2 separate regions of the Homo sapiens genome follow, and region 1 is linked to region 2. A link is an interaction called in ENCODE POLR2A ChIA-PET data of the cell type or tissue named here. Cell type or tissue: CD4-positive, alpha-beta T cell. All regions are shown on one strand. Links, peaks and the distances in the headings refer to the core of each region. The heading gives the core; the rest is flanking DNA.

Region 1 (16,529 bases), core at 4,429-12,428, 590 kb before region 2:
GAACACTCCAAAGTTTCCTTCCAACCAGCTCACCAAATGCACTGGCCTTGAAGAACTGTAAATGGAGACTCCTGGTCAAATCCTGTTGGGCTACACCTCAAAACCCAGTGTTATTCCAAATTCTTTCTAAAATATCAGTCCTACAGGAGCAATAATCATCTAGGTAATTGGACATGAAAAGTCCAATGAGGAAAAAGAAATAGCTCACCAGCTGCCTTTCAAGGCAAAACAAGAATGCAAATGGAAAGGTCCCAGGGAAATCTGGATGGAAAATTATCACCTCACAAGAGGGTCTGATCTGGATTGGATTCATCCTTTTTCACAGGATGACTCTGTTCCAGGGAAACTAGATGCTAGGAACATTCTGGGATCCAAATATGGAGAACTGAGAACTATTGTAAGGGTTTCTAAAAACTCCCAAGAAAAATTCACAAGGACTCTTTTTCTTCCAGTGCTTTGGGAAAATTCAAAAAACCTGAAATTCCAAAGCCAGTCTAATCCAGGTGACCCTCAATCTCATAGCTACTGGGTCTACTCCACAAGGAGGAAATCAAGACTGGTAAGAGTTGGCTACCTGACCTGTACTTGCAAAACACTGACACAAATGAGAGAGAGAGAGAAAAAAAGAAAACCACCACCTTTACTCACTCAAGTAATAAGGTCACCTCAGAACACTGGCCCATGTTTTGAAAGGAAATAATTTTTAGAGGTGAAAAACAATGGTTGATAGGTACCAGGCATAACCCTTTGAGATGCAAGTACTATTGCCAATTAATGCCATTGGACAGATGAGAAAGTTAAGGCTCGGAGCAATCCCATAAGCTGCCTACAGTTACATAGCCCAGTAAAAGCCAGAGCTGGTATTTGAACCTAGATTTTCTGACTCAGGGTTATTGTTAGATTGCTTGAAAGGAGGCCACAACTCCCTACCCCAAGTCTGACAATGATTTTCTTCCTATTGCGGGAGGGGCTGGAAATGACTGATAAAAATTATACTCTTCCACCAACTCAGCTCTGGGCTCAAAGCATCTGAAACATCAGGATTCCACCTCGCTCCTGATTAATTTTTTCATATGGGAAGGGAACTAAGAGCCTTACCCTGAGACATAAGGAATGAGACTTTAAGACATACTAGATCAATGCCATCACGAAAAAGCAAAATATTTCAGAGGTCTGATGGGACCAGCCGCCTGCCTTCCTTTTCTACTCAGCAGTGGCCAAGTCTCTGCCTTCCTTTTTCAGGAACATTTTCTGCAGCAGGGCCCAGGCCATTGTGAGCTTTGAGAAGAATGATATTCTGCTTTTGTAAGAAAAGGAGGAGATTTCCCAGGCATGCTTTGTGTCCCAGACGCTTTCACTAATTGATAGAGTGCCACTACAGAGTATATTTTTATTCATGCAGTCAGCACATGCCTGCTTCTACGTTTTCAAGTTTTCTTTAAAAAAAAAAAATTCTCCTATGTGGTAAGACAACAGCTTCCGTTAACAAAATGAAGCAAAACCAAATTCTTCTTAATGAAAATGAAAATGTCAATAGGACTTCTCTCCTCATGCTAATCCCCTGTTTGACATGCAATGACATCATCCCCTAGAAGCTGGAGACAAATGTAATGTCTGCTATAATTACAAGGCTTACCCTGCAGAAGAAGGGAGGTGGCCGTGAGGTGCAGGCAAGCCCTTCTCACTGGGCCCTCCTTGGAAATACAATGGAACCCACTAATGCAGTGAGGGAGTCTTGCTGCGACAATACTAAAAGGAGCAGAAATCAAAGGACTTCACTGACCATGGATTCAGGCTTGATGTTCTGATACAAAGTTTATATCCCCAAGTAGCAATTTAAATAAAATTGCATTTTTCTTTTTCAATCAAATCAAACTGTGGTGTCACAAAAGACAACATGTACACACACAAAACTCTCACTCACAAACATGTGAAAACTAAAGTTAAAAAAGAAAGCCCTCATTCATAAGGTGTTCACATAGTGACAATAAGAATGCATGTGACACTTTTGGCGGAAGCTGGAGGTTGCAGGAAGGGATTTTCCACAATATCCATAAAGAAGAAAGGGAGTTTTGAAATGTGACAGATTCTGATTAAAGAAAAATGGAAATGTTTGGCTCTTGGGAACTTCAAGTATAGAGAACTGATAATGCTACAAAGAAACCATAATCCTGAACCAATTATGGCTGAATAATACTGTAGACTTTATAATGGTACAGTTGGTTTGAACACTGAGTCAAGATGAATCAGCTTTTCCTGCTTTACCAACATTTCTTATTCATTTCCTTGAATGGCAAGTTAAAAGCATTAATCATTATTAAGACTGTCTTTGTATTTTGTAAAAGCATTGTTATTTAAACATCTCTTAAAAATGTATTTCTACACTTTACATGCCTTATAGCTACTGAATTTTCATAAATCCTCTGTAAAGTAGGTTCATAGATAAGGAAACTGAGGCACAGAGACCTTGTGCATGAGGTGAAGCCCATATTTGAACTTGGCCACTGTAGCTCCTGGGCCCCCACGCTTTACCATTCTGCTGGACTCAAAGAAGGTTGGAAAGTTTTTGACACACTCTTCAAATACCTGCCCCTAATCCTAGGATGCAAGACAGGAAAAAGAAGCTTACTGCAGGGTATCAGATACCTCCTTTTCCACTGCTCTCCATCCCGCCTCCAGCGCCTCACCTCAGATCCCAACAGAGCTGGGGGTAGAGGAGAGAGCTGTTCTGCGTTACAGCCTGAGCTGGACAGTTGTCTCAGGAAAAACACCTGTAAGTACAGGCAGAGGCAGGAGGATCCTGGAGAGGAGTGCATGCTGGTCATGGTCTGTAATATTTGTACAAAGAAGAAATGCAAGTTCTATCTAATTCTCTAGGATTACAGGCAGAAACTTGGACAGTAAAGACAGACTATTTCTTCCCAGGCTAGCATCCCACGCCAGATGCATGGCTGCTCAGGGACCATGGACCCAGGGTGGAGGTTATACACCTGAACCTGACTTCCAGGTTCTAGATGAGCGGGTAAAATTGCCAGCTCCCAAGTGGGCAGCCTTGCTAAGGAGTCCCTACAACCCTCTGCTGGCAAATGCTGAACCTGGACAGGGAGTTTCAGGGATTCCTGAACCTCCTTCTTATACAGGAAGGAGGAAACAAACAGAGCTCTAAATGGGACCTTTGAAAAGACTCTGCAGCACAAGGAAAAATGAGCACTGTCTTGAGATTTGGTGGAAAAAATATATCTCTAAAAATGACTTTCCATAGGAACAAAATAAAATTTTAGAAAATGACACTTGGCTCCTATAAAAGATGCAGACGTTGCCACTATGAAACGACAGAGAACAATAAAAACAGGGTGGGCTGAATGACAGGCAGAGATTTAGAAAGAAGTCCCCAGTGGAATGAACAAAAGAATTCAAGGAAATACAAAATGCAATAGCAGAATTTAAATCTGCATTTAAGGCACTCAAGAGCAGAACAAATCCTGCAGAATATTGACCCAGTGATGTACAGGACAAATGTGAAATGTTCTCCTAGAATACACAGAAGAAGATCGAAGAGGAAATGATGAGTTGGAGGATGAGATCTAAGAAGTTCCATTTTAAGAATTATACATATTCTTAAGGCTGAAATCAGAACAGGAAGAGAAACAATGATAAGAGCACATGGGAAAGAACTTTGCTAGCGGAAAAAAGTCTCCAGGCTGAAAGGGTTCAGAGCATTTCAGAAAAAAATTAATGAAAAATACTTGTATCTCAACATTTCCTTACACCGTATTTTAATTTCAGATAGATTCAGATCAGCTGAGATTTGTGCACACGCTACTGAGAAAATTACTTCGCAACTGAATTATGAACACCTTCAAGTAAAATACTACATAGAACAAGAAAATCTGTTCTTCATTAGATTTAATGGTGAAGGCAGGCTTTATTTTTTCCAACAAGGGCCATTGGTTCTAAATAATATACAGGTTATTTGCTTCAGTAATATCCTCCAAGTAATAGAAGTATCTTTATATGCAAAAGTTGAAATTTTAGATACTTCATCACATAGGACCAAGAGATATCAATCAACATGGTAGAAAAGAAGTGGACATTTCAACCAAAAAGTAAATGGTGTATGAAAGATAATCAGACGTGATGCAAGAAGGCTGCGTACTGTTGGCCTGAAGAAAGCAAACACTCTGAGAGATGACTGGCCTAACAATGACCAGGTGAGGAACTCATAAGCAAGTACAGAGAAGACACTGGGAGGAAGGTATTGAATGAACCTCTAAGTACCATGGACATAAACTATGATTCTATAGGCACTCTGGAGCCCTAATTATGTTACAACACAAACCTTTCCATTCTGATCTCAGAAATGTTGGTTGCTTTCCTTTCTCTATTTATCATTAGAATTTTTGCAGCCCAGAAAACTTGTCATCAATCCCATGTTTTTAAGAGGCCAATAAATATTCAGATAGTTTTCTTTTACTTTATTCTTAACTCAGAGCAGAGTAGTGGAATCCTTATAAGAATATCTTATGAAAATATTTTAGAATCACTTCTATTGGATTGTTCCTATTTCCTCAGAAATGTGCTATTATAACCTCACATTGATCCATATGAAGTCCAGGATAAATCTGCGTACTCTATACCTATAAAACTAGGCTGAATTGCTAATGCTGTATTAAAAAGGAAACATAAGGGAAAATAATAATAATAAAATTAATTTTTAAAAAGGGAAAAATACAGTGTCCAATGTCTTAAATGTAAAATAAAAAGCACTCTTCATAAATCTCAGCTCTAAAGTTTACTTACCCCTTACCACATCAGTTTCTCCTTTTACATATTTAGATAGCACCATATTATTTTCCCTCCTACTTAGCACAGCTTGTAATACAAATTTGTGTGACTATTTCATCAATGTCTGTCTCCTCACCTTGACTGAGAGCTCCATGGGAGACCGTATAGGGACTGTGTCTTCATTTGCTTATTTTTATTAACCTTAGTACTGACACATTACCAGATCCCATTAGACAAACAATATATTTGTGAAATGAGTATATTCAGCCAAGCAAGTAATTGTGTCCTAAGAATCTCAAAAAACTTTCTGGAAAAACCACACATCTTGGTTTATACATCAGCTATGTTTGCCAACTTTATATGTAAACTATTTTTTGAAAAAACATTATTTGAATGACTTTTTTCACTTGTATGAGAGAATATTAACATAAATAGGACCTTAGAGATAATAAAACTGAAGTTCATAAATGCTAGGCAACTTGTCCACAATGGCACAAATCTACTTAGCAGTAGAACTGGGATTAAAGCTCAGATTTTCTGCCCCCGGTTCCATTCCTTAAGTGCTCTGTCCATGGAGTTCAAGACACTGGCTCTTTACCAGAGCTTCTAGACTGCCAAGTCTCTGAAAAGTAATTGATAGTTTTTGTAAATAAACACTTTACCACATCTTAATGTTTAAAGGAAATCTGCAACAAAGAAATTGTTTGCAATATAGATAATTAATAAAAGATGTGAGATTTCTTATGCAGTTTATTTTTCAAACCTAAGCGCTAACTTTAGTTTCTCAAGCCTATGACACCTCATCATTCATTGTCATACACATACTAAGCCCACATGCCTGGCACTATTCTAAGGCTCTTTATCAAGGGCCATTAATTAGCCTAAGGCCTCCCTATTTCGATGGTTAAAAGATAATTGCATTCCTTTTTTCTTATGATTCAGTTGACATTGGGAAAAAGCCATTTCTGAAAAGTTAGAATTCGGAAAGATTAAACAATGTATCCCTATGATTATTTAATTTAAGCCCTTTCGTCTTTTTGTTTGTTCATTTTTTTTTTTTCCACTTTTCTTCTTTTTAAACTGTAAGTTGGGATTTTTAAAATTTCTTTTTAATTAATTTATTTTATTTTATTTTATTTGTAACTAGCTTCAAATTTGTGATGAATTTGCTCACCAAGCATAGAAAATCCATTTGCTGGCTAAAGGACTCTAGCAATAGAATTTCTATCTGATGACAGAATCATATTTCTAGATGACCCCTGGAGAGAGTTAATTTGCCAAACTATTTCATTTATATTTATACGCTGGAATGTTATTCCAAAGGCTCCAAATAGTCTCTGTTCTATGTGTAAAACAATAAAATAAAGATAAGACATTGTCTAATAATTTGTATAACTAATACATAATGTAATGCTTCTTTAAAAAGCAGGCACTGATCTCATGTTAGATGTTTTAAAATAAACCCAAACCAGCATTATTTGTAGACCACAAGCCTGTGACTGGTGGCAGGGAGGACACAATAAGAAAAAGAAGAAGGAGAGAAGAAAAACAAGTGGGAAATAGGTGACTGCAGCGGAGAGGGGAAAACGCGTGAGGGATACCAAAGAGAAAACAACGGAAGGAAAGGAGGTAAACCCATAGGAAGTGTCAGTTTTTTCATCAACAGATATTTACTTTTTTTTTTTTTTAGGACGGAGTCTCACTCTGTCAGCTAGGCTAGAGTGCAGTGGCACAATCTCGGCTCACTGCAACCTCTGCCTCCCAGGTTCAAGAGATTTTCCTGCCTCAGCCTCCCGAGTAGCTGGGACTACAGGTGCCTGCCACCACGCCTGGCTAATTTTTTCTATTTTTAGTAGAGACAGGGTTTCGCCATGTTGGCCAGGCTGGTCTTGAACTCCTGATCTCAAGTGATCTGCCCACCTTGGCCTCCCAAAGTGCTGGGATTACAGGCGTGAGCCACCACACCCGGCCCTATTTACTTGGATCTTCTAATGCTTCTTGAAAAGCGAAATACATTTTGATACAATATAAAAACAAAGCCATACACATACACACACACATACAATTACATATGTACATGTAAATGGCTACACAATTAGCTAGACAACCTTGTCTCTTCCTAGGATCTAAAGATATTCCAGATAAATCTTAAAGCACAAGTGATTAAGCCTTTAAAAAAAATCTCACTTCTCATCTCTCTTACCTTTTGGTTGGATTCTTGTGTTTATTAGCTTATTTGGAGGGAGATGGTGCAACAGAGAAGGCAATTGTCTATTTAAAAAATTACGTTTTCAGCCAAATGCAGTGGCTCACACTGTAATCCCAGCACTTTGGGAGGCCAAGGCAGGAGGACTGCTTGAGGCCAGGAGATTGAGACCAGCCTGGGCAACTTAGCAAGGCCCTGTCTCTACAAAAATTTAAAAATGAAAATATAAAATTAGTTGTTTGCCTTGGCATGTGCCTACAGCCCTAGCTACTTAGGAAGCTGAGGTGGGAAGATTACTGGAGCCCAGAAATTCAAGGCTGCAGTGAACCATGACGGTGCCACTGCACTCCAGCCTGGGCGCAGAGTGAGACCCTTTCTCAAAAAATAAAATAAAATAAAAATTATGTTTTCATAGGCAAGGGGATACAGGAAGTAGAAAGAAAAAAATGGTTGGGACTTAGAGGCGGGTGCACCCCACTGTATGCACATCAGGACAGTGCAAATGCAGTGAGCTAGTGCATACTTGCAAACTCAGGTATTTTCTTCGAATAACCTAGAAGATAGCCATGGTCTCTTTTTTCACACTTTCTTTTTTCTCTGTAGCAGTTTTGAGTGTTTTTTTTTTTTTTTAAAACAATATCTGCAATCAATGACTCTTTTTCAGAAGGACTATAACATCCAGGGATATTCCTTGTTCTATATTGAAGCACAATCATATTAGTATTGAGGACACCACCTCAAAATAAATAGTTTGCTCACTAATGATTCAGTGATAAGAAATCGCTACTAATCCGCACACCCTCATGTTTACAGTATAATTACCAATAGGTTCATCATGAGGACCCTGAGGCACAGAGAGATGATCTTCCTCCTGAGTCTTCCAAGGAAGATTCAATTCTACTGTTCTGAGTTTGGGTTCCAAGTAGGTAGCACGGTGTGCACTCATCTTGCCTGAATGCATGTCTCTTGAACTATATTTCAATAAAATGCCAGTATCTACCTAAGGGGAACAATATGTCCTTTTTTAAAAAAAGACTGTCTTTGAAGATATTATTCTATTTGGGTGGGAGAAGAAACAACAGATTTGTAAGTTCATGTCTTCTATAAATAATTTAAGTATATCTTGGGCTAATGTATAAATTTGGTTTAGGAAATTCTAAGTTAATTCTAGATAAATTTTAGGTGTTTGTGTAAAAGAAATGACTGTATTATTGGATTCTACAACTTTGAAAAATAATAATCCCACGAGGGATTATTGGCAACTCTCAATTAGCTAGAATATTTGATTAACCAAAACGTATTATCCATGGATATATTATCATTAATGTTGTTATTGTACATAAATTATTTCTTTCTGTTATTTTAGAATACTTGGTAAGCTTTGTTGTAAACACATAATATCACACCTAGGTTTTTTTTTAACTTTTTTAAAATTATACTTTAAGTTCTGGGATACATGTGCAAAATGTGGAGGTTTGTTACATAGGTATACACGTGCCATGGTGGTTTGCTGTACCCATCAGACGCCTAGGTTTTAATGAGTGAATTAACACTTTTTTGCAAATATGATCAAATTAGGGATGGAACAAATTGAAGTTTTTACCTTAAAGGTATTAAAAATCAACAGCCATTCAAAGATATATTACCACAAAAATCACTTTTCCTTCTGGATAATCATGACTTTCTGATAATGATTACCTGCATGTAAATTGTACACTGTCAGTAATAATCTGATTCGAAAATTGCTTCCTTCCCAAGGGTGTTCATATCTGCATGTACTAACTTGCTAAATTATGGTGTGCTAATTGGTAGTTCACATGACAAGATATGCACAGTTGACCATGCTTATTAAAATTCAGGCCATCCGCAGTTAGCGATAACAAACAATGTGCCTGGGACTTTTAACACCTTCAACCTGCAGATAATCCCTAGAACTCTTGAGGTTCAATCTTCAGCCTCCTTCCAAAGATCAGTGAATAAGCAGCTAACCTGAAGCTCAATGCAACACCAGATACCAACATGGAAATTCTCATTTTAATGGGAAACATATGTAGCTATTTCCTATTTGGCACTGTGAAGATAAAACACCCATGAGCTGACTTTGGGGATAGTCTCTATGCAAGTGTTTGACATTGTGCAAACATGATTAAATTTTGTCTTGTTTGGTTTGTCTGCAAGGTAAAGACAGGTGGGAAAAGCCAGGGCCAAGAATTCCCAAACTGGGAAATCAGCCTGAGTGTCATAAAGCTGTGCATCTTTCCTAAAATTAAGAATACTCATGGATGGGACAGGCAGTTTTTTCTAAATGAAATTCTTTCATTGATATTTTAAAGCCTGGATTAAAAGCCATTGTAAGCTGAATGAAGTAAGACAAGCTCCCATCTACATACGAGTGATGAGACAATTTAGTAAAAATTCATAGAATAATGGAATAAAAAAACTGGAAGGGACTCAGCAATCATTTAATCCATCCTTTCCCAGATTGTGTTTTACAGGAATCTAGATCCATGGGAGAGAGTGGTGATAGAAGTGACTAGTCAAATAGGCTAAGGAAATGTATGGTTAGACAAAATTGAACAAGTTTATACACATACAATTTATGCCTCCTCAAAAAATTAGATGGAGTATGTCACAGTTTTCAAACTTAAGTCACCATGAAATTCTTTTCCACTGACTATTAATGTTTTGCAGAACTAATGGCTGGCAGAACAAAGTTAAGATGACCTGATCTAGCCTAATCCCTTTATTTTACAGAAAAGGAAAGGACTGACAGCAGCTCTTCAGGGAGCACCATGGGCAACAATGCTCTCAGGTGTGGCCCAGAGCTGCTGCACTAGGTCAGGCTTCCTGGTCTCTCCGGAGGGGGAAGGGTCCTGGAAAGCAGCTTGCAATTGGTGTCCCCTCCCTGCTTCCCTCAACACAGGGACAGCTGAATCAGACACTCTCCAAAGTACCCATTCTAGCCTCAGGGCAGTGAAACAATTACTTCACATTTATTTCCTTAAAACATTTCACTTTCACAATCTCTTCCCTAGTGTCTTCAGAGTCTGCCAATGGACAATTTTCCAGCACTCAAAGATAAAGACAATCTTGAAATTAAGCTTATACATCCAGGTCAGGAGTTTTGTTCTCACATGATTTCAGAAGGGTGAATTCTTAAATTATCGATTCTAACTCTTCATCATTGAATTAATGGGCTTAATCTAAAATGTAGCTCCAAACTAGGAAATATTTTAATTCAGGCTGGATTCAAAATTCCCTGGTCACAAAGATGATTCAGTGCATTAGGATCTGTTGCATTTATGCCCCAATTTGCATGGATAATATTATTTTAATGCTTTTTTTATGCACACAGATTTTTTTAAAATAGCCTGAACAAATAGAATTTACAGAAGGACCTCCTTGCAAAATTCTCATTTGGCACTTATTATAGACTGGCTTGTTTCATTAGTTATCTTATTTCCATACTCAATTGTAAACAACTGAAGACAGGATTTACTTACAAGTCTTCTTATGGCCTGCAGAGCTAGGAACTGAACTGTGCCTTGCTGCAGGAACATAAATATTTAATGACAGATTGGCTGATAATAGGACACTAACAGGACACCTTCAAAAGGAGATACCATATAAAATGAAAGGATTGTCTCCTTTATAATAGATGAGAACAGATAAGGTTTTCTCTCTCTCTCTTTCTCTCATGTATGCAAACACACACACACAAACACATATGCACATTATACTAAACTAACTACAAGGCACTTGAGCATCTTGTGGGGCTGCTGGAACTTCACACCAAATACCACTTTCAATTGAATTGCACCACCAAAAACTCCTAGTATTTGAGCTGGGAAACTATCTGGAATTCTAGATAAAAAAGCGGTTGCTACATCATCCCTAAACAGGCATCGAGCTCCATTAAAAAGAGGAAGAATTCTCTTAGGCAGTTTTCACATCTTTCACACATCAAAACTTCCAAGTGAGAGGTTTTTAAAAGGCACAAGAGACAACTGCTCAAAATGGCTCTGCACTAAGGAAGCATTGTTCGCCTGGGTTCCAGAACTTATTTGATCTTTAATTTTATTGCAATAAGGATAACTTCTCCAAATGTGACATTCCCATTGATGGATACACTTCAGGATCCAAAAAGCCACATCTATGTAGAGCAGTGTTCCTGGGGCCAGGTGCACTAAAAACGTGTTGCTCCCTCAGGGGAATAGCTGTTCCTTCCTCGCACTATCCACGTGAGAAGCCAACAAGAAATCTGAATTTGAGCCACAATGCTCAACAGTGGCGTGTTTACTCACAGCTCCCATTGAAAACCTGTTTTATTGAGAAAGAAATGGCCAGATTAATGGCAAAGTGCGTGTTTAGAGGACTTCCCTCTATGACAACAAAGACAGTCCTCAGGATGTTCATATTTCGTCTTAACCCCTCAGGAATGCAAGGCAGCAATTTTGAGAGGCAACCTCAGCTTGAGTGTTTCAAATGAGGTGCGGTACAACTGCAGAGAGGAGCCACATTCAATAAAACACTACCCTAGCTTTTCAATTTTCATTCCTAATTACTTACTTTTATTTTTAAATCACATGTAGACGCTCTTGTTGCATTTTCTATAAGCATCAATTTCACCAGTCCTGACTATAGGCAATCCTTTAACCTAGAAGAGTTTATTAAAATAACATTATTATTGTCTTGTATTTATGTTAATTTCTCCAGTCCCTGTGGTGCACTAAGTGCGCTTCCCCAGAGTACCTCTTACTTTCTCACGTTTCTCTCAGACCAAGGAAATCTGACTTCACATGCAATAGAAATTACCCTTAGATCACAGCCGAGAAAACAAAAGGGGTAAGCCCTGGAGTATGATGTCTGGGGATACTTGATCGTTGCCTAGGTAGCATTTAATTAGTCCTGGGTTGCAGCTGGGAGTGGGGTGCTGGTACCTGGGTAACCTTTGTCATTGTGACTAAACCCATGGTTGAACAATCAAAATGCAATGCTTATTATACTCTCCATTTTCACCCCTTTCTTCTTTAGGAATTAGACACACACACTCTCTCTTTCTCTCTCTCTGACACATATACACAGTTCGCAAATTAAGAGAACTCTCACGCTGGGCAGGGTGACTCACACCTGTAATCTCAACACTTTGGGAAGTGGGGGCAGGAGGATCGCTTGAGGCCAGGAGTTCAAGACCAGACTGGGCAACAGAGTGAGACTCCTTCTCTACAAAATAATTTAAAAACTAGCTGGGCATAGGCCGGGTGCGGTGGCTCACGCCTGTAATCCCAGCACTTTGGGAGGCCGAGGCGGGCAGATCACGAGGTCAGGAGATCGAGACCATCCTGGCTAACACAGTGAAACCCTGTCTCTACTAAAAATACAAAAAATTAGCCGGGCGTCGTGGCGGGCGCCTGTAGTCCCAGCTACTCGGGAGCCTGAGGCAGGAGAATGGCGTGAACCTGGGAGGCATAGCTTGCAGTGAGCCGAGATCGCACCACTGCACTCCAGCCTGGGCGACAGAGTGAGACTCCATCTTCAAAAAAAACTAAAAAAAAAACAAAAAAAACAAATTAGCTGGGCATAGTGGCAGGCTGGTAGTCCCAGCTATTTCAGAGGCTGAGACGAGAGGGTAGCTTCATCCCAGGAGGCAGAGACTGCAGTGAGCTGTAATTGCACCACTGCACTCCAGCCTGGGTGACAGAGGGGAGAACCTGTCTCAAAAACAAAAAGAGATTAAAAAAATAAAAAGAAACTCTCTTTCTTTGTTGAGAAACACAGTGAATTTTAAAGCTGTGAATGACTTATTTTCCCAACAAAATTATAAACAGTGGGAAATACTTCATTCTTCCAAATATTCCCTTACAGTTGCTTTCTTATTAATAAGCACTCAAAAACATTACTTGGCACTTTTAAAGTGATCTATTAGTTTATGCTTTATTCTTCATCTTCCACCATTATTTCTAGTAGGCTACCATAGGTGCTGAACAAACTGCCCCAGAGGAAGACCAAAAAGCAGGCAGAAAAAGCAAAGAGACTGTGCTTGCTTGATGGTTTGCTGTTGCTGCATACTTAAAAAAAACCTTTAAAAAAAAACTCTACTAACAAAAATCATGAGCTCTCTTTGGTCTCTGGAGATGAAGACAAAAGCAGTGACACTCAGCATGAGGTGCTGTCCTTGGTTAGCAGCTGTCGTGGAACGCACTTAGTTGGGTTTAATGGAGGGGTTATTGACATCTCCTAAAATGGCTCCTGGGCCCAGGCAGCCCATTTTCTGCTACCTTCCTGCCTATGCCTGTCTATGCTGAGTGGTTCCACAGTGCCCATTAGGAACTGCGTGAGAGCCATTACAGTCAGCAGAGTAAAACATCCTTTCCACTCTTAAAAAAAAAAAAAAAAAGTGAGATGAATAGGTATTTCTAGGGTGGTCTGAAAGAGCCCATTATTAACTACCCTGAGGAATGAGGAAGCCTGAACATGGCAGTGAAATGCCATTTTATTCCTTTCTGCTGGCCACACCTGCACCAAGGGAAAAAATTCCCTTGTATGTGAGGATCTGGATATAAAGAATCCTGAAATTTGAAAGTTGACCAAGATGTAAAGCTTGCAGGAATTATGCCTTATGCTGCGTACACTATAAAATTCTAATCTTCTCCTTGGAAGGTCTGGCTCTTTCACCGCTAGAAAAGGATGCAGGTGGGGGTGACTGGGCTGTCTGCTGCTTGGGCGGCAAAGTCTCAATGGGAGCACTGGGGTGAGAGCGGACAGCATGAGGAGCTGCCGATCACTCTGTTCCCTGCAACCGGGCCAGGAGGGCTCAGGGCACGGGGCAAGTGGGAGAAAGGCTAGGGATTTGCATTAAAATGGGACTCTCCTTCCCAGGCAGGCAGCAATGACCTCAAGGAATATTAAACAGAGATCTGGTTACCTTAACGAATATAATGCTCTCTATTTGTCATTTTCTTCTAACATACCACGATTTCTCCTATAACCTTGTATGATGATGCAATGAGGAAAGATGAGCAGAGCCTCACAGGCATGGGGACAAGTACCTAGACCTGTGCGTGTACACAAACAACACAGAAAACATGAGGATAAAGAATCGGCTGTCCCTCTGAAATTGCAGGTTCCCTGAGGGTGAGTCAGCCCCTTGAATGCCGCTAGAACATATATTTGTGTGCCTTATTGTTTAAAGGTTGGAGCAGGGCTGAAAACACATTCATTACTCCCTGTCATAGAGCAGTTGATGTATTCTAGGCACATACAATTAAGCTATAATTCTACACACAACAGACTAAACACACAAGTCTAGACAGAGAAAGATGGCTTAAAATATTCTTAGACCTTTTCTAAGAGTATTTTCTCATTTTCTTATCACTCAACTGGTAAATATTAGTTGTAACCCGTGCCTCATTAATGTCAAAGGGAGAAGATTCGCATGACTGAAATTCAAAGGGCTGATTCTAATTCTCCATCGAAAACCAATCTCCAGGCAAGATGTTTTTAGCAATCACTCAGCACAAATCTAAAGATGCTCAGCTGTGGTTCGTTTATCTTCTAGGAAAAAGGCATCGGTTCTTAAAACAAAACTGCCCATATACACCATCCATCACATTTTATGATGATTTTTGTGAATGTGATCTAGATGTTATAAAACTAGTGACAAAATGTAAATATATCAAGGTCTTACTGTGTATTCAGCTAAGAAAATAAACCACAAGAAATCTGTTTCTTAAACCTGGCAACGTCTATAGTCACCTGTTGATTGGTGAGAGCAGAAGAGAAAAGCGAGTGTAGAACGGCGTGGAGGGAGTGACCATGGATGGGTTATCATAGCAAGGAGGCAGGCCAGCCCTCAAACTGTGCACACGTTCCCTGACAGCCCTTGCGTGGGCACCCACAGGACCATTTTGCAAATGGTCTCCAACCCCCTCTCAGGCTCTGCTTTACCAGCCAGCACTTTAAAGCATTGCCGGCTTTTTGCTCTCAAGCCCAAAGGACCTTAGAAGCTCAGCCATAGAATGTTGTCACCCTTTACACATAGTCAGCAGCTCTGCGCCTTCTGAGAATGCTGAAAGCAGTCGTTTCTCTGAGAAACATCTTTAATACAAATTTAAAATTACTACAAAAAGGAAACTAGCCAAATATCAATACCCGGTATTTCCCACGGATAATAACAATCACCAAATATACAAGTCAAATAGATACTCCAGAAGGGAGACAGCACTCGTTCACATTTGTTTCCATGTGACAAGCCCTGTCTTAAGAGCTTTACACACTTTAATTCATTTGATCTGCATTGAAACTATGAGGTGGGGCCGGGCGCAGTGGCTCACGCCTGTAATCCCAGTGCTTTGGGAGGCTGAAGTGGGCGGATGATGAGGTCAGGAGATCGAGACCATCCTGGCTAATGCAGTGAAACCCCGTCTCTACTAAAAATACAAAAAAAAATAGCCAGGCATGGTGGTGGGCGCCTGTAGTCCCAGCTACTCGGGAGACTGAAGCAGGAGAATGGTGTGAACCCGGGAGGCGGAGCTTGCTGTGAGCCGAGATTGCGCCACTGCACTCCAGCCTGGGCAACAGAGCAAGACTCTATCTCAAAAAAAAAAAAAAAAAGAAAGAAACTATGAGGTGGAACTGATCATCCTTGTTTACAAACAAGAAGACTGAAAACGGTTAGTTAACTTGTCCAAGATGACACAGCAAATAAACCGTGGGGTTAAGATCAAACAAGGCAGTTTGACTCCAGAATCTGTACTCTTCATCATTATGCTAGGCTGCTGATGAGGAGTCAGATGATCAAAATTTTTAAATTATTTTAATAGGCAGATAAAAGTGGCAAAATTAAGGGAAAAAATAAAAATTGAAACTGATTTTCAGTCTGACATCACTTGTCCTGAGAATAGTTTTTATTTGTTTGCTTGTTTCAAAATGATGTCTGTCTACGACAGATAATTATGGGGCACTTCTTACAACCCCTGGGAGATATCCTTCTTTACTACTATACATAGACAGTCCTAAAGTTACATTTGGGAAAGAAGCAAATGGCAACGGAAAATGAAATAAACCCTGTACAGCATGGTAAGCCTAGCTTTGCTTTTGTGGTCAGACTTAACCAAAATGATTCTCATCCAACATGATTAGGGTACAAAAAACATATGATATAATAGGTAAATAAAAATTTTATGATAGTATTTAAAATCATAACTTTAAAGAAATATAAGACTGTTGTTCTGGCCGGGCACAGTGGCTCACACCTATAATCCCAGAACTTTGAGGCCAAGGCAGACAGATTGCTTGAGCTCAGGAGTTCGAGATCAGCCTGGGCAACATGGGGAAATCCAATCTCTACAAAACATACAAAAAATTACCTAGGTGTGATGGTGCACACCTATGGTCCCAGCTACTCAGGAGGCTGAGGTGGGGGGATCATTTGAGCCCAGGAGGTTGAGGTTGCAGTGAGCCAAGATTGCACCACTGCACTCCAGCCTGGGCGATGACATAGCTAAGACTGTTTCAAAACAACAACAACAACAACAAA
Region 2 (16,529 bases), core at 2,911-10,910:
GCATTTAAGATTTTTAAAACCTTTATGTTCTATATGTACTTTATGTTCTATATGTTTTTGACAGGCTGTACTGCAATACTCTGCCACTAAGAAAGGAGCCCTATACAGAACACAAATCAGAGACTTTCCTGATAAATACATGGTTCCAAGCCTAAAAGTCTAATATGTCTTTATTTATCTATTTTTGAGACAGTGTCTCACTTTGTCACCCAGGCTGGAGTGCAGTGGTGCGATCTCAGCTCACTGCAGCCTTGACCTCCTGAGCTCAAGCGATCCTCCCACCTCAGCTTCCCAAGCAGCTAGGACTACAAGTGTACACCACCATGCCTGCCTAATTTTTTGTATTTTTTGTAGAGACGGGGTTCCACCATGTTGCCCAGGCTGGTCTTGAACTCCTGAAGTCAAGCATTCACCAGCCTCAGCCTCCCAAAGTGCTGGTATTATTGGCATGAGCTGCTGCATCTGGCCCAAAAGTCTAATACTTAAAATGAATGGAAGCTGGGTGCGGTGGCTCATGCCTGTAATCCCAGCACTTTGGGAGGCCAAGACGGGTGGATCACCTGAGGTCAGCAGTTCGAGACCAGCCTGGCCAAGATGGTGAAACCCCAACTCTACTAAAAATACAAAAATTAGCTGGGCATGGTGGCATGCGATTGTAATCCCAACTACTTGAGAGGCTAAGGCAGGAGAATTGCTTGAGCCTGGGAGGCAGAGGTTGCAGTGAGCCAAGATCGCACCATTGCACTCCAGCCTGGGTGACAAGAGCGAAACTCTGCTTCAAATAAATAAATAAGATGAATGGTAGGCTACTCATAACCAAACTCCGTCTCAAATAAATAAATAAGTAAATAAAATGAATGGTAACCAGGCAAAATAATTACCAGGAATAGTATAATTATTCATTTCATGCAATTAAAAGATATTGAGATAGTAAAGATTTATCACTTGTCTGTGATTTCCATCTAATAAGTTAAAAATCTTGGTTGATATATCTTTTGGCTCTGTCCAAACTGAGAACAGTTTAAACTAAATTATTTCAATGAGTGCTATTGTCTCTTTGTGCTCTATTTGTCATCTAATTGTGAATACCATCCCAAGCAGCAACTCCTTTGCAAAAGACACATGTATAAACTATATCAGTGATCAATGAGCTCAGTTAACCAATGACATTTATGATGGTAAAGGTAGTATTCACTACCTTTACCATGCATACAACTATTCCATGCATACAACTATTCCATGAATACAAATTATTCTTAATAAACCAAGAGCATGATCTTGAATTAGCTGTCACTACACCTAAACAGTAGTAAAATAGTGGATGGATCAATACATACATATCATATTTTATGGAAGAACAACAAAATGGAGACAACTTCAAAGGTAAAAGGGTTATTACTCAAATGTGGGTATAATTTCTTAAGTTAGGTTTTAAAAGTTTCTATTTTTGATAGGACTTAGCTTTCATTCTTACCATCACCCTGTTCACTACTGATCTCTGACTGCAATACTAGATCTCCCATTGTAAGTAAAGTTATTGCAGCTTCGGTGCTTCCATCATTGGTACCTTGTGAGGAAATATATCAACATTAAAAAAAAGAATGAATCCGGAAATCTGTTCACTTAAAAAAGATTTTTAATTAAGGTGTTTATCTCCTAGGAGCAGATTCCAATATCCTCTGAGCCATTAATCCCTTACTAAGGTAGTCTTTTGTTCAGGTTATATGCTACAAATAAATAAATCATCACTGTTGGTTTTGACTCACTGACCATGCCTCCCTCCCATTAAATAATATCTTCAAGGAAAATGCTCTCCCATTTGTGAAGATCCAGAGGAAATGCTCAAATACTTCTTAAACATTTTTTTAATTCACCTTCTAAAATAACATTCCAAGAATCCACATTTCTCACAGAGACAACACATTCAATAGCTGAATCTTTTTGTTAAACTCTCCAGCAAACTGATTCATTTATTATCCCCACTATTAAATCACTGTACTAGTGTTAATCAAGGTAGTCTTAGCAGTTTCCTTGATAACAGTTACCTGGTTCATCTTGGATATGTTCACTTGTGGTCATTTCCTAAAAAGGAAAAAAATAAGTAACATCTTAAAATACTTCCCCAAACATGTTCTGTTTCTCAGCATGCACTACATTTTCAGAGGTCTTTCCATACTTTTAGCTACAATAGTGTAAACTGGTTTGTCTTAATTTATAATTATTCACAAAATTTCACCAGCAAGAACATAAACAATTTAAAGGCAAAATTCTTGTGTCTCTTGCTCCTGACTTTATCTTTTTCTTGTATTATGTGCAAATTTTAACTCTTATCATTTTGTTATGTACGTCTACCATTCTTACTTTACTTCTTCATTTTCATAATCCTTCAACTCTAGTCATATCTGCTGCCAATTTTTACCCAATGGAAACCAAGGCCTAAAGGGTATTGCAAAATTTTTATACTACTACGTAGCTTAAAACTTAAATGCATTTTAATAAATTAAGAAGTTACAGAACCAATGTCCAGAGCGACAGCTTGAGAAGCTTCACTGACCCACTCCTCAGTGAAACTGATTTTAAAAACAAAACATTTAAAAGCCTCTGAAACTGATCCTAACGACAAAAAGCAAATGAAGAAATATCTGTTCAAGAAAATCTGAAAATTTGCTAACAAAGGTGAGAGTCTATGTGAACTAACACTGCTCTTTCTCTCTCCTTCCTCCCAGCTCAGCATGGCAGAGACTCCACCTCAAACTGCTGCACCCAAAAATACAAGGCCCCCAGTCCCCAAGGTCCCACCTGGAGAGCATTTTTCCCTAGGGGAGTAGGACTTCATCTCCTGACATCACAAGAAAAGTACAGACCAATATCTATTATGAATATGGACATAAAAATCACCAATAAAATACTAGCAAGCTGAATCCAACAATGAATAAAAATTAGACATTATGATCCTAGAATTTATCCTGGGGAAGCAAGGTTGGTTTAACGTCCAAAAAATACAATGAAAAACAAAATTCACATGATCATCTCCATAAATGCAGAAAAAGCATATGACAAATTCCAACACCCTTTAATGAAAGAAACATTCAACAAACTAGGAATAGAAAGTAACTTCTTTAGCCTGGTAAAGGACGTTTATGAAAAATCCATGGTAACATCATACTTAATGATAAGACAGGATGGGAGGAGTGGTAGCAGCCAGGCAGCCCAGCTTTGAGAAGGCTCTCAGCATGGTGCGGCTCACAGGCACCCAGCATGCACACTCCTGACCACAAGATGCCCAAGAGGAAGATCAGCTCAGCAGAAGGGCGGTGAAGGAAAGAGCCCAAGATGAGATTAGTATGACTGTCAGCTAAACCTGCTCCTGCAAAAGTGGAAACAAAGCCAAAAAAGGCAGCAGGAAAGGATAAATCTCCAGACAAAAAAAGTGCAAACAAGAGAAAAACGGGGAACAAAGGGAAAACAAACCAAAGTGGCTAACCAAGAAATCAGATTTACCTACAGAAAACAGAGAAACAAAAACCAAGGAAAGTCCAGCCTCTGATGAAGCCCAGAGAGAAAAAAAGCCAAGTCTGATTAATATCATATACTATGTCTTACCAATAGTACCTGTCTCCCTTCTTGTACATTCCAGAGGAATATTTTTCTCAACTATTTCACAAATGCAAGTTTTTTAGTAACTCTAGAAACATTTTTAAGAAGAAGGAAATCCCACCTCATCCCATTTTTTAAGTGTACATGCTTTTAAGGGTAAAAATCATTTTCCAGTTGTTTATTTTTTGGTACAACCAGAAAACAGTGTGCGATATTGAATTATGGGAGGCTTTGACTGTCTTGGGTATCATCTTAACATTCCACTATATTAACTGGCAATATGGAGTCACAGTCCTGTATCTGATGTCTTGAAATTTTTAAGTTACTTTTATTCCCATGGTTTGGTTCTGGTTCTTTTTTTTTTTTTTTTTTTTTTTGGTTTTTTGGTTTTTTGGCTTTGAGACAGAGTCTTGCTCTGTTGCCTAGGCTGGAGTGCAATGGTGCAATCTCCACTCACTGCAGTCTTCGCCTCCTGGGTTCAAGCAATTCTCCTGCCTTAGCCTCCCAAGTAACTGGGATTACAGACATGTGCCACCATGCCCGGCTGATTTTTTGTATTTTTAGTAGAGACGGGGTTTCACCATGTTGGCCAGGCTGGTCTCAAACTCCTGACCTTGTGATCTGCCTGCCTCGGCCTCCCAAAGTGCTGGGATTATAGGCGTGAGCCAACGCGCTCGACCTGGTTCAGGTTTGTTTGAGACAGAGTCTTGCTCTGATGCCCAGACTGGGGTGCAGTGACGGCGATGACAGCTTACTGCAACCTCAACCTCCTGGGCCCAGGCGATCCTCCTGCCTCAGCCTCCACAGTAGCTGGGACCACAGGCGCATGCCACCATGACTGGCCAACTTTTAAAAAACATATTTGTAGAGACAGAGTCTCCCTCTGTTGCCCAGGCTGGCCTTGAACTACCATGTGATCCTCCCACCTCCCAAATTACTGAGATTATAGGCATGAGCCACCGCGCCTGGGCCCATGTTGTTTTTTAGCAGAATTGCTTCCTAAAGAAAACCACTCCTTGATCATGGCTCTCCCTGTCAGAATTGTATGCACTCTATAAATCTTTGGTTGTGGTAGTCCTGTTTTCCTAATAATTTTGTTAATGTGCTGTGAAAGACTGAAAATTTGAGTATGCAGTATATATGCTATTTAACTGCAAATTGTGGAAGTATGTAACAGTTTATCAACATGTAAGGATACTGGTACTTGATAGCCTTTTAATGAAAACTTGCCTCCAAATTTTAAGCTGGAAAGTCACCAGAGTAACTTAAAAATAATTACAATACATGGCTTTTTAGATTTTCGGTATAAATGTGAAGAATTGTGTACTGATCCTCAACACAACCAATAAAATCTCAATTATGAAAAAAATAAATGATGAAAGACTGGATACTTTACCCCTAAGATCAGGAATAAGACCAAAATGCCCACTCTCGCTTCTATTAAACTTTGAACTATAGGTTCTAGCCAGGGCAGTTAGGCAAGAAAAAGAAATAAAAGGCATTCAGGTCAGAAAGTATCAAAGGTTGAATTGTGTCCCCTAGAAAGATATGTCAAAGTCTTAAACCCAAATAATGTGAATATGACATTATTTAAAAATAGGGTATTTGTAGATATAATCAAATTTAGATGAGGTCATATTGGATTAGAGTTGGTGCTAATCCAATATGACTGGTGTCCTTTCCTTATAAGATGAGAGGTTACACATACACAAGGGGAAAATGCCATGTGGTAATGGAGGCAGAGGGTGGAAGTATGCTGCTGCATGCTGAGAAATGGTAAGGACTGCCGGCTACCACCAGAAGGCAGGAGAAAGGCATGGGATGGTTCTTCCTCAGAGCCTCCAGAAGGAACCAACATTGGTGACACCTTGATTTTAGACTTCTAGACTCTAAAGCTGTGAGAGAATAAATTTGTTTTGTTTTGTTTTTCTCATCTCCATAAGTGCCTGGAGAATTCTCTGTGGTTATAAGCTATCAAGTTTGTGGTGCAAAGAGTACCCGACTTAAAATTTTTTTATTTTAGGCCGGGCACGGTGGCTCACACCTGTAATCCCAGCATTTTGGGAGGCCAAGGTGGGCAGATCACCTGAGGTCAGAAGTTCGAGACCAGCCTGACCAACATGGTGAAACCCCATCTCTACTAAAAATACAAAAATTAGTTGGATGTGGTGGCGGGCGCTTGTAATCCCAGCTACTCTGGAGGCTGAGGCAGGAGAATCACTTGAAACTGGGAGGCGGAGGGTGCAGTGAGCCTCCAAGATTGCGCCATTGCACTCCAGCCTGGGCAACAGAGTGAGACTCTGTCTTTAAAAAAAAAAAAAAAATTGTTATTTTATGATGGGTTTATCAGGACATAATCTCCTCATAAGTCGAGGAGCATCTGTACTTTGTTACAGTGATCCTAGGAAACTAATACAGAAAGAAGTAAAACTATCTTTATTTGCAGATGACATGATTTGACAAATAGAAAATCCTAAGGAATCCACCAAAGAAGTTGCAGGATATAAAGCTAATATACAAAAATCATTTTTATTTCTACACACTTGCAACGAACAATCCAAAAATGAAATTAAGAAAACAATCCCAGGCCGGGCACGGTGGCTCATGCCTGTAATCCCAGCACTGTGGGAGGCAGAGGCGGGTGGATCACCTGAGATCAGGAGTTCGAGACCAGCCTGACCAACATGGAGAAACCCCGTGTCTACGAAAAATACAAAATTAGCAGGGCGTGGTGGCATATGCCTGTAATCCCAGCTACTCGGGAAGCTGAGACAGGAGAATTGCTTGAACCAGGGAGACAGAGGTTGTGGTGAGCCAAGATCGCGCCATTGCACTCCAGCCTGGGCAACAAGAGGAAAACTCCGTCTCAAAATGTGGTGGGCGCCTGTAGTCCCAGCTACTTGGGAAGCTGAGGCAGGAGAATGGTGTGAACCCAGGAGGCGGAGCTTGCAGTGAGCTGAGATCATGCCACTGCACTCCATCCTGGGCGACAGACGAGACTCCATCTCAACAACAACAACAAAAAAAAAACTTACTACAAAGTAACAGTAATCAATATAGCATCACCAGCATGAGAACAGACATATAGATCTATGCAACAGAATTGAGAATTCAGAAATAAACCCATACATCTATGGTCAGCTGATTTTTGATAAGGGTGCCAAGACTATTCAATGGGGAAAGAATAGTCTTTTCGAATAAATGGTGATAGGACAAATGGATAGCAACATGCAAAAGACATAAGTTGGATAATGAGGTTATCCATGTATAAAAATAAACTCAAAATGGATCAAAGACTTAAACGTAAAAGCAAAAATCATCTTTTAGAAGAAAAATGGGTAAATCTTCATGACCTTGGGTTTGACAAAGGACTCAGATCTGACAACAGAAGCATGAGCAACAAATGAAAAAACAGATTAACTGAACTTCATCAAAATTTAAAACTTTTTGCTTTAAAGGAAATCAAGAAAGTGAAAAGACAACCCCACAGAAAGGGAGGAAATATTTGCAAATCATATACCTGCTAAGCAACTTTTATCTAGATTATATAAAGACTCCTTACAACTCAATAATAAAAAGACAAATAGCACAATAAAAGAAAAACAGACAAAAGATTTGAATAGACATTTCTCAAAGATGATATACAAATGGCCAATAGGAACATAAAATGTGCCTGACATCATTAGTCACCAAGGAAATACAAATCAAAACCACAATGTGACACCACTTCACACTCACTAGGACAGCTAGATCCAAAAAGTCAAGCCAGACACAGTGGCTCATGCCTGTAATCCCAACACTTTGGAAGGCTGAGGTAAAAGTATCACTTGAGGACAGGAGTACGAGACCAGCCTGAACAACACAGCAAGACCCCACCTCTACAAAAAAAAAAAATTAGCTGGGCATGGTGGCACACACCTGCAGTCCCAGCTACTTGGGATGCTGAGTGGAGAGGATCATTTACACTCAGGAGGTCAAAGCTGTAGTGTGCTACAATTGTGTTACTGCACTCTAGTTTGGGTGACAATGCAAGGCCGTCTCAAAAAAAAAAAAAAAAATCCACCGAACAAAAAAAAAAGTGAAATAACAAGTGCCGGCAAGGACATGGAAGAACAGGAACCCTCATAAACTGCTGGTGGGAATGTAAAAGGGTATAGCTACTTTGGAAAACAGTTTGGCAGTTCCTCAACTGATGAAACATAGAGTTACCATATGACTCAGCAATTACATTTTTAGAAATGTACCCAAGAGAAATAAAAACATATTGTACACAAACACTTCTACATGAATGTTTACAGCAGCATTATGTATAACACACAAAAAATGAAAATAATCCAAATGTTCATGAATGGATGAATGGATATACAAAATGTACCATATCCATATGGAATATTATTAGGCTACAAAAAGTAAGGAAGTACCACTACATGCTGCAACATAGATGAACAGTAAAAAATGTTACATTAAGTGAAAAAAGCCAGACACAAATGATCAGATTTTATAATTTCATGTCTAGGAAACATCTAGAACAGGCAAATCTATAAAGACAGAAGGCAAATTATTGGTTCCCCAGGCCAGTGAGGGTTGGGAGGAAAGGAGTAGTGACTGCTAATAAGGTTTCTTTTTGAGGTGATGAAAATGTCCTAAAATTGACTGTGATAATGTTTGCACGATACTAGAAGTCACTTAATTGTGCACTTTAAATAATGAGAAAATCATATGGTGTGTAAATTATATGTCAATAAAGCTGTTTTTAAAAAGTTACAATTTCAAGCCTCCGCTTGCAAAGGCAAATAAATACCAATAATGGAAGAGTGCAAATAAAACGCAACAGAATATATTTTAACTTGTTTATACTTAGTATAAATTTAATGCAACTGAATTTTAATGTAAAAGTCTATGAGGATATTAAGAGCTCTGCCCACAAACAAACAAAATCATTGCTTTCACTAGTTTTTACTACTCAGACTAACAGCTCCTTACAAAGAGAAATTAGCTAAGTAAAGTGTTTATAAACCTAAAGCTATCAAAAGGAACCTCCAGTCTTTTCAAAGTAAACAAAGAATAAAAGGCCAAAACATATTAAAATGGATGCTTACAAACGGTACACTCAAATTTTCTTCTTGTTTCATTTCTTCAGTAGTCACATCTGTGTTTGGTAGCTCATGTTCAACAACAGCTATGCATCCTACATCTGGGACATTCACAGTTATTTCAAGCTGTCAAAATAAAGTTTTATCATTTCATTTTGGCATATTATAAACAGCAAAACAAAGCCTCATCTTCAACATGAATAAGTAAGATGAAACGCTAAAATGAAGAAATAATCCACATTCATACATAACTTAAAAAATGGAATGGAGTAATTCTTTTATTGACTGACAGCAACTTGGCAAAAGTAAAACATTTAAAATTTTTGAGGTGGCTGTGACTATTAAAACCAGTAAGCAAATTTTCTAAGACTCATCTTCTTAGTGCCTGGCATTTCATTTTCCATTTTCTTCACTTTGTCCTCACTTTCCCCCTAATTTCTCTGTTCAGTCTGTTAACATTTATAGAAGGCTAGGTGTACAGGGATATAAAGTCAAATAAGATAAGTGTAGTCCCTATCCTCAATGAATTCACAATCTAACAGAAAAGCAGACATGTAATCAACTAATTATATACGGTCATAAATGCTATCTATAATGAGTTGAAAGCCCTTAGAAGTATTTATCGGGCCAGGCGCAGTGGCTCACGCCTGTAATCCCAGCACTTTGGGAGGCCGAGGCAGGTGGATCACCTGAGGTCAGGAGTTCAAGACCAGCCTGGCCAACACAGCGAAGCCCCATCTCTACTAAAAATACAAAAATTAGCCGGGCATGGTGGTGCCTGCCTGTAGTCCCAGCTACTGGGGAGGCTGAGGCAGGAGAATCGCTTGAACCCAGGAGGTGGAGGTTGCATTGAGCCGAGATTATGCCACTGCACTCTAGCTTGGGCAACAGAGTGACAAGTTGTTCTCAAAAATAAATAAATAAATAAATAAAATATTTATCATACCACTGCCCCCACACCAACTCCCTTCTCCCAAAACCCCAAAGCCTGCACGATTCTTGATACCCAGGGCAACAGCCATGTAAAATAAGAAGTTCACTCATATTTACTCTTCATTTGTGAGTCCTATTACTTAAAGAGCCGTGTAATCTGAGCACTAAAAAGGTATTTACCTACTAGAATACATACAATATAGTCTGGTTCTTATTATCTTATTTTTTTGTTTTTCTTTTGTTATTCTGAGGCAGGGTCTCACTCATGTCACCCCAGCTGCGGTGGTGCGATGATGGCCACAACACCTGGGCCTATTCTCTTATTAACAGAAAAAAACAGTATAAAACGTTGTATGGCTGAGTAGAAACTGTGAGTAAAGAGTCAAGTCTGAGAATCTGCCTTCAAGACATACGTTATTTTTTTTTTGAGACAAAGCCTCACTCTATCGCCCAAGCTGCGGTGCAGTGGCACTATCAGGGTTCACTACAGCCTCAACCTCTCAGGCTCAAGCAATCCTCCCGCCTCAGCCCTCCAAGTAGCTGGGACTACAGGCATGTGCCACCATGCCTAATTTTTGTATTTTTTGTAAAGATGAGGTTTCGCCATGTTGCCTAGTCTGGTCTCGAACTCCTGCACTCAAGCGATCTGCCCACCTTGGCTTCCCAAAGTGCTGGGACTATGGGCATGAGACCCTGTGCCCAGCCAACATATTTGTTATAATTACATTTGTATGTACCACATCTGTTTCCTCAGATACAAAATTTAGAGAAAAATCTTTGGTAATATCTGACAGGACTGGGATGAACCAAAAAATTCAAGTGAGCACGGGGGCACATGCCTGTAGTTCTAGCTACTCGGAGGCTGAGGTGTGAGGGTCGCTTGAGCCTAGGAGTTTGAGGCCAGCCTGGACAACACAGCAAGATCTTGTCTCCAAAAAAATGAATTTAAAAACAATAGGCCAGGCACGGTAGCTCATGCCTGTAATCCCAGCACTTTGGGAGGCTGAGGTTGGCAGATTGTTTGAGCTCAGGAGTTTGAGACCAGCCTGGACAACATGGTAAAACCCCATCTCTATTGAAAATAAAATAAAAAAAAAATTAGCCGGGTGTGGTGGTTGTGCACCTGTAGTCCCAGCTACTCAGGAGGCTGAGGTGGGAGGATTGCTTGAGCCTGGGAGGCGGGGGTTGCAGCAAGCTGAAATCATGCCACTGCACTCCAGCCTGGGCAATGGAGTAAGACCCTATCTCAAAAAAATAAAAATAAAGAAAAGAAAAATAAATAAATGTAACAAAAAAAAATTTTAAAGTTCAGATGATTTGAGAAGAAAAAATACTTCTTGAAGAGTTGGGACTGGATGGGAAAAGGGAATATTCTATAAAGTAAAAGTTGGTTTTTTAAGCATCATACAGTTTATTTTAAAAAAGACTTGCAATTCACATAACATACAGTTAACCCACTTAAGGTGTACAATTCAATGTATTTTGGGATATTCACAGATATGTGCAATCATCACCACATTCAAATGTGGAACATTTTTGTCACTTCAAAAATAAACCTTATACCCATTAGCTATCTCTCCCTTAACCCCTCTCTTCCCCATCTGCCAAAACCTAGGCAACCATTAATCTACTTTCTGTCTCTGTGGACTTCCTTATTTTGGACATTTCATATGAATGGAATCACACAGTATGCGATACTTTGTAACTAGCTTCTTTCACTTGGCCTAAGGTTTCCAAAATTCATCCATGTTGTGACACATATCAACACTTTATATCCCTTTAGGGCTGAAAAACATTCCATTGTGCTTCAAAGCTTTTGTCTCCTCCTGTTGTCCAGGCTACAATGCAGTGGCATGATTGTAGCTTACTGTAACCTCAAACTCCTGGGTTCAAGCAACCCTCCCCACTCAGCCTTCTGAGTAGCTGGGATTATAGATACGCACCAACACACCTTGCTAATTTATTGACTGAATGTAGAGACAGGGTCTTGCTATGTTGTATAGGCTGGTCTTGAACTCCTGCCCTCAACTGATCCTCCGCCTCAACCTCCCAAAGCACTGGGATTACAGACATGAGCCACCATGCCTGGCCTTTCAATGCTTTTGTTTTTTGAGACAGAGCTTCGCTCTTTCGCCCAGGCTGGAGTGCAGTGGTGTGATCTTGGCTCACCACAACCATTGCCTTCTGGTTTCAAGCGATTATCCTGCCTCAGCCTCCCAAGTAGCTGGGATTACAGGCGCCCACCACCACGCCCAGCAAATTTTTGTATTTTTAGTAGAGATGGGGTTTCACCATGTTGGCCAGGCTGGTCTCGAACTCCTGACCTCGTGATTCGCCCACCTCAACCTCCCAAAGTGCTAGGATTACAGGTGTGAGCCACCGTGCCTGGCCTCAATGCTTTTTAAAGAACATTTTTTCTAACATATATATGAATTTCCCTGTTTAGTAGGCTGGCCATAAGGAATAGAATCTAAGGAAAGCCTTGTCAATTACTATGATTAATGCTATTAAAAAAGATAGCCTGTATTAATTCAGGGATACAGTCTGGAATCTAATTTTCAGAAATTAATTACTGATAGTTTCACTAGCAATTTGCCTTCACTTAAAGAAAAATACAAAATATATAGCTAAATGAACTCTCATGCAGCATTAACCAGATATCTTTCCACAAAATTACTCTTCCTTCTGCATTTTCTTGGTTTCACATAATGCTTACATTTACTATCTTTACTTTGAATTGTAAGAAACAACCTCATTTTGCATCATTTAAATTAGCTTCAACCATTTTATTAGTTCATTTACTCTAAAACATTTACCAGGTTATTATTAACACTGAATAAAAGTAGATTTTGACTTCCCTTCATAAATGTGACTTTACAGATTCAGATAATCCGTTAATTCTTAATGGAATTACATTAACATGTAAAGTTTACCTTAATTATCTTAAACATTACTTGAATTGTTTACTGTTTCTTACTGCTTCTTTTATTGTTGCCACTATCTTAGTTAACTCTGATTCATTTCAAATTACTCAGAAACTATCATGAATGCTTACACAAAACTGACTCAGATATGCTCCTCAGTAAGCCAAAGAAGTGACTGAAAATTAAGGCAGAACAGAAAACTTTGAAGTTACAAAGTTGGAATGGCAGACTAACAGGCAAAAGTGTAAGGAAGCTAAATATGTTCAACACGTTTCTCTAGTTCACAACCCTTAGGATGATTACTAGCCAAAGTTACAACATAGCTACGACTGGTGAGGATGTAGCGAAACTGCAATGCTTGTACACTGTTGATAGGGATGTAAAATGATAACAGCCCTATGAAAAACAGTATAAAGGTTGCTTGAAAAGTTAAGTATAGAATTAACATAAGATCGAGGCCGGGTGCAGTGGCTCACACCTGTAATCCCAGCACTTTGGGAGGCCCAGGCAGATGGATCATTTGAGGTCAGGAGTTTGAGACCAGCCTGGCCAACATGGTGAAACCCCACCTCTACTAAAAATACAAAAAAATTAGCTGGGTGTGGTGGCAGGTGCCTGTAATCCCAGCTTCTTGGGAGGCTGAGGCAGAAGAATTGCTTGAACCTGGGAGATGGAGGTTACAGTGAGCCAAGATTGCGCCACTGTACTCTACTCCAGCCTAGGCAACAGAGACTCCATCTCAAAAAAAAAAAAAAAGAATTAAAAGAATTACCATACGATCCAGCAATTCCACTTCTGGGTATATCCCGCAAAAAGTAAAAGCAGAGATTCAAAGAGGTATTTATACAACTATGTTCATACCAGCATTATTTCTAACAGCCAAAAGGTGGAAGCAACCCAAGTGTCCATTGATGATAAAGGAATAAACAAAACATGATACACACACACAATGGAATATTATTGAACCTCGAAAATGAAGAACACTCTGACATAAGCTACAACATAGATGAACTGTGAAAACATTATGCTAAATGAAATAAAATGGTCACACAAAAAAATACTGTATGATTCCACTTACATGAGGAGTCAAATTAAAGAGACAAGATGTAGAAAAGTGGTTGCCAAAAGGTTAGGGGGTGGGAGGAATGGAGAGTTACTGTTTAATGGGTATAGAATTTCAGTTTTAACAAAATAAAAAGAGTTCGCCAGGGGTGCAAGGCAGACCTGAGAGTGACCAGGCCAGACGGCATAGAGATGGGGCTCAAGGGACAGGTGTTGGGTGTTTGTATCTTGTATCTTGGTTTTTTGCCAGGCTAGGGGACAACCACTCATTGCGGGATGTCTTAATCATCTTAAAAAAGAACGCAGTAGCTCGTGCCTGTAATCCCCGCACTTTGGGAGGCCGAGGCAGGAGGATTGCCTGAGCTCAGGAGTTTGAGACCAGACTGTGCAACATAGCGAAACCCCATCTCTAAATTAATTAATTTTAAAAAAGAGTTCTGTGGATGGATGGTAGTGATGGTAGCATGACAACACGTACATGTGAATGTTCTTAATGCCACTGAAGTGTACACTTAAAAATGAGTAAGATGGCTGGGCATGGTGGCTCACGCCTGTAATCCCAGCACTTTGGGAGGCCGAGGCAGGTGGATTGCTTGAGGTCAAGAGTTCAAAACCACCCTGGCCAACATGGTAAAACCCTGCCTCTACCAAAAATACAAAAATTAATCAGGCTTGGTGGTGCACACCTGTAGTCCCAGCTACAGGAGGCTGAGGCAGGATAATCACTTAAACCTGGGAGGTGGAGGTTGCAATGAGCCAAGATCCCACCACTGCACTCCAGACTGGGTGACAGACTGAGACCCCGTCTTTAAAAAAAAAAAAAAAAAAACAGAGAGAGAGATAGTAAATTTTATGTTACATGTATTTTAGCACTCTTCTTTTTTTTTTTTTTTTTTTTTGAGATAGAGTCTCGCTCTGTCTCCCAGGCTGGAGTGCAGTGGCACGATCTCAGCTCACTGCAACCTCCGCTTCCCGGGTTCAAGCAATTCTCCTGTCTCAGCTTCCCCAGTAGCTGGGACTACAGGCACCTGACACCACGCCCAGCTAATTTTTGTATTTTAGTAGAGACAGGGTTTCACCTTGTTGGTCAGGCTAGTCTCAAACTCCTGACCTCAGATGATCCACCCACCTCGGCCTCCCAAAGTGCTGGGATTATAGGCGTGAGCCACCATGCCTGGTCCAAATCAAAAAAAAAAAAGTATGTCCCTTCTAGCTTCTCTATCAACCAGAAAACACCAAAATGTTTGAAAGATTAATCAGAGGTTGGCTGGGCTGGTCTCCAGCTCCTAACCGCGAGTGATCCGCCAGCCTCGGCCTCCCGAGGTGCCGGGATGGCAGACGGAGTTGCGTTCACTCAGTGCTCAATGGTGCCCAGGCTGGAGTGCAGTGGCGTGATCTCGGCTCGCTACAACCCCCACCTCCCAGCTGCCTGCCTTGGCCCCCCAAAGTGCCGAGATTGCAGCCTCTGCCCGGCCGCCACCCCGTCTGGGAAGTGAGGAGCGTCTCTGCCTGGCCGCCCATCGTCTGGGATGTGAGGAGCCTCTCAGCCTGGCTGCCCAGTCTGGAAAGTGAGGAGTGTCTCTGCCCGGCCGCCCCGTCTGAGAAGTGAGGAGACCCTCTGCCTGGCAACCGCCCCATCTGAGAAGTGAGCAGCCCCTCCGCCCGGCAGCCACACCGTCTGAGAAGTGAGGAGCCCCTCCGCCCAGCAGCCACCCCGTCTGGGAAGTGAGGAGCGTCTCTGCCCAACAGCCACCCCGTCCGGGAGGGAGGTGGGGGTCAGCCCCCCGCCTGGCCAGCCGCCCCGTCCGGAAGGGAGGTGGGGGGTCAGCCCCCCGCCCGGCCAGCCACCCCGTCCGGAAGGGAGGTGGGGGGGTCAGCCCCCCGCCCGGCCAGCCGCCCCGTCCGGGAAGGAGGTTGGGGGGTCAGCCCCCCGCCCGGCCAGCCGCCCCATCCGGGAGGGAGGTGGGGAGGTCAGCCCCCCGCCCGGCCAGCCGCCCCGTCCGGGAGGGAGGTAGGGGTGTCAGCCCCCCGCCCGGCCAGCCGCCCCGTCCGGGAGGGAGGTGGGGGGTGTCAGCCCCCCGCCCGGCCAGCCGCCCCGTCCGGGAGGGAGGTGGGGGGGTCAGCCCCCCGCCCGGCCAGCCGCCCCATCCGGGAGGTGAGGGGTGCCTCTGCCCGGCCGCCCCTACTGGGAAGTGAGGAGCCCCTCTGCCCGGCCAGCCGCCCCGTCCGGGAGGGAGGTGGGGGGGGTCAGCCCCCCGCCTGGCCAGCCACCCCATCCGGGAGGTGAGGGGCGCCTCTGCCCGGCCGCCCCTGCTGGGAAGTGAGTAGCCCCTCTGCCCGGCCACCACCCCGTCTGCGAGGTGTACTCAACAGCTCATTGAGAACAGGCCATGATGACAATGGCGGTTTTGTGGAATAGAAAGGGGGGAACAGTGGGGAAAAGATTGAGAAATCGGATGGTTGCCGTGTCTGTGTAGAAAGAGGTAGACATGGGAGACTTTTCATTTTGTTCTGTACTAAGAAAAATTCTTCTGCCTTGGGATCCTGTTGATCTGTGACCTTACCCCCAACCCTGTGCTCTCTGAAACATGTGCTGTGTCCACTCAGGGTTGAATGGATTAAGGGTGGTGCAAGATGTGCTTTGTTAAACAGATGCTTGAAGGCAGCATGCTCGTTAAGAGTCATCGCCACTCCCTAATCTCAAGTACCCAGGGACACAAACACTGCGGAAGGCCGCAGGGTCCTCTGCCTAGGAAAACCAGAGACCTTTGTTCACTTGTTTATCTGCTGACCTTCCCTCCACTATTGTCCTATGACCCTGCCAAATCCCCCTCTGCGAGAAACACCCAAGAATGATCAATAAAAAAAAATAAATAAAAAATAAATAAATAAAAAATAAAAAATAAAAAAAAAGAAAGAT

Evidence for each region. ChIA-PET counts read pairs that join two places held together with the same protein. Peaks named below come from ENCODE experiments on the same cell type or tissue, not always from the same donor. Only the 100,000 strongest peaks of a DNase experiment are listed, where the experiment ranks them.
Region 1: POLR2A ChIA-PET joins it to region 2 with 5 read pairs; 2 of 35 experiments call an interaction of 5 or more read pairs at or near these places.

Annotation. Positions count from the first base shown.
Region 1 is chr5:72,119,501-72,136,029 of GRCh38, reverse strand. All of the region lies in intron 2 of MAP1B (microtubule associated protein 1B), which reads right to left. Among named protein-coding and RNA genes, the nearest start is that of MAP1B, 20 kb to the right of the region's middle. RefSeq lists an enhancer at 13,249-13,752. In CD4-positive, alpha-beta T cell, for the core only: no CTCF peak of the experiment used is centred there; no DNase peak of the experiment used is centred there; H3K27me3 peaks cover 477 bases.
Region 2 is chr5:71,524,595-71,541,123 of GRCh38, reverse strand. It overlaps BDP1 (BDP1 general transcription factor IIIB subunit), which reads right to left. Exons shown (of 39, transcript NM_018429.3): 26 at 8,697-8,816; 27 at 2,046-2,082; 28 at 1,475-1,567. It also overlaps the pseudogene HMGN1P12. Among named protein-coding and RNA genes, the nearest start is that of MCCC2, 54 kb to the left of the region's middle. RefSeq lists a silencer at 9,055-9,255. In CD4-positive, alpha-beta T cell, for the core only: no CTCF peak of the experiment used is centred there; a DNase peak (open chromatin) is centred at 7,303.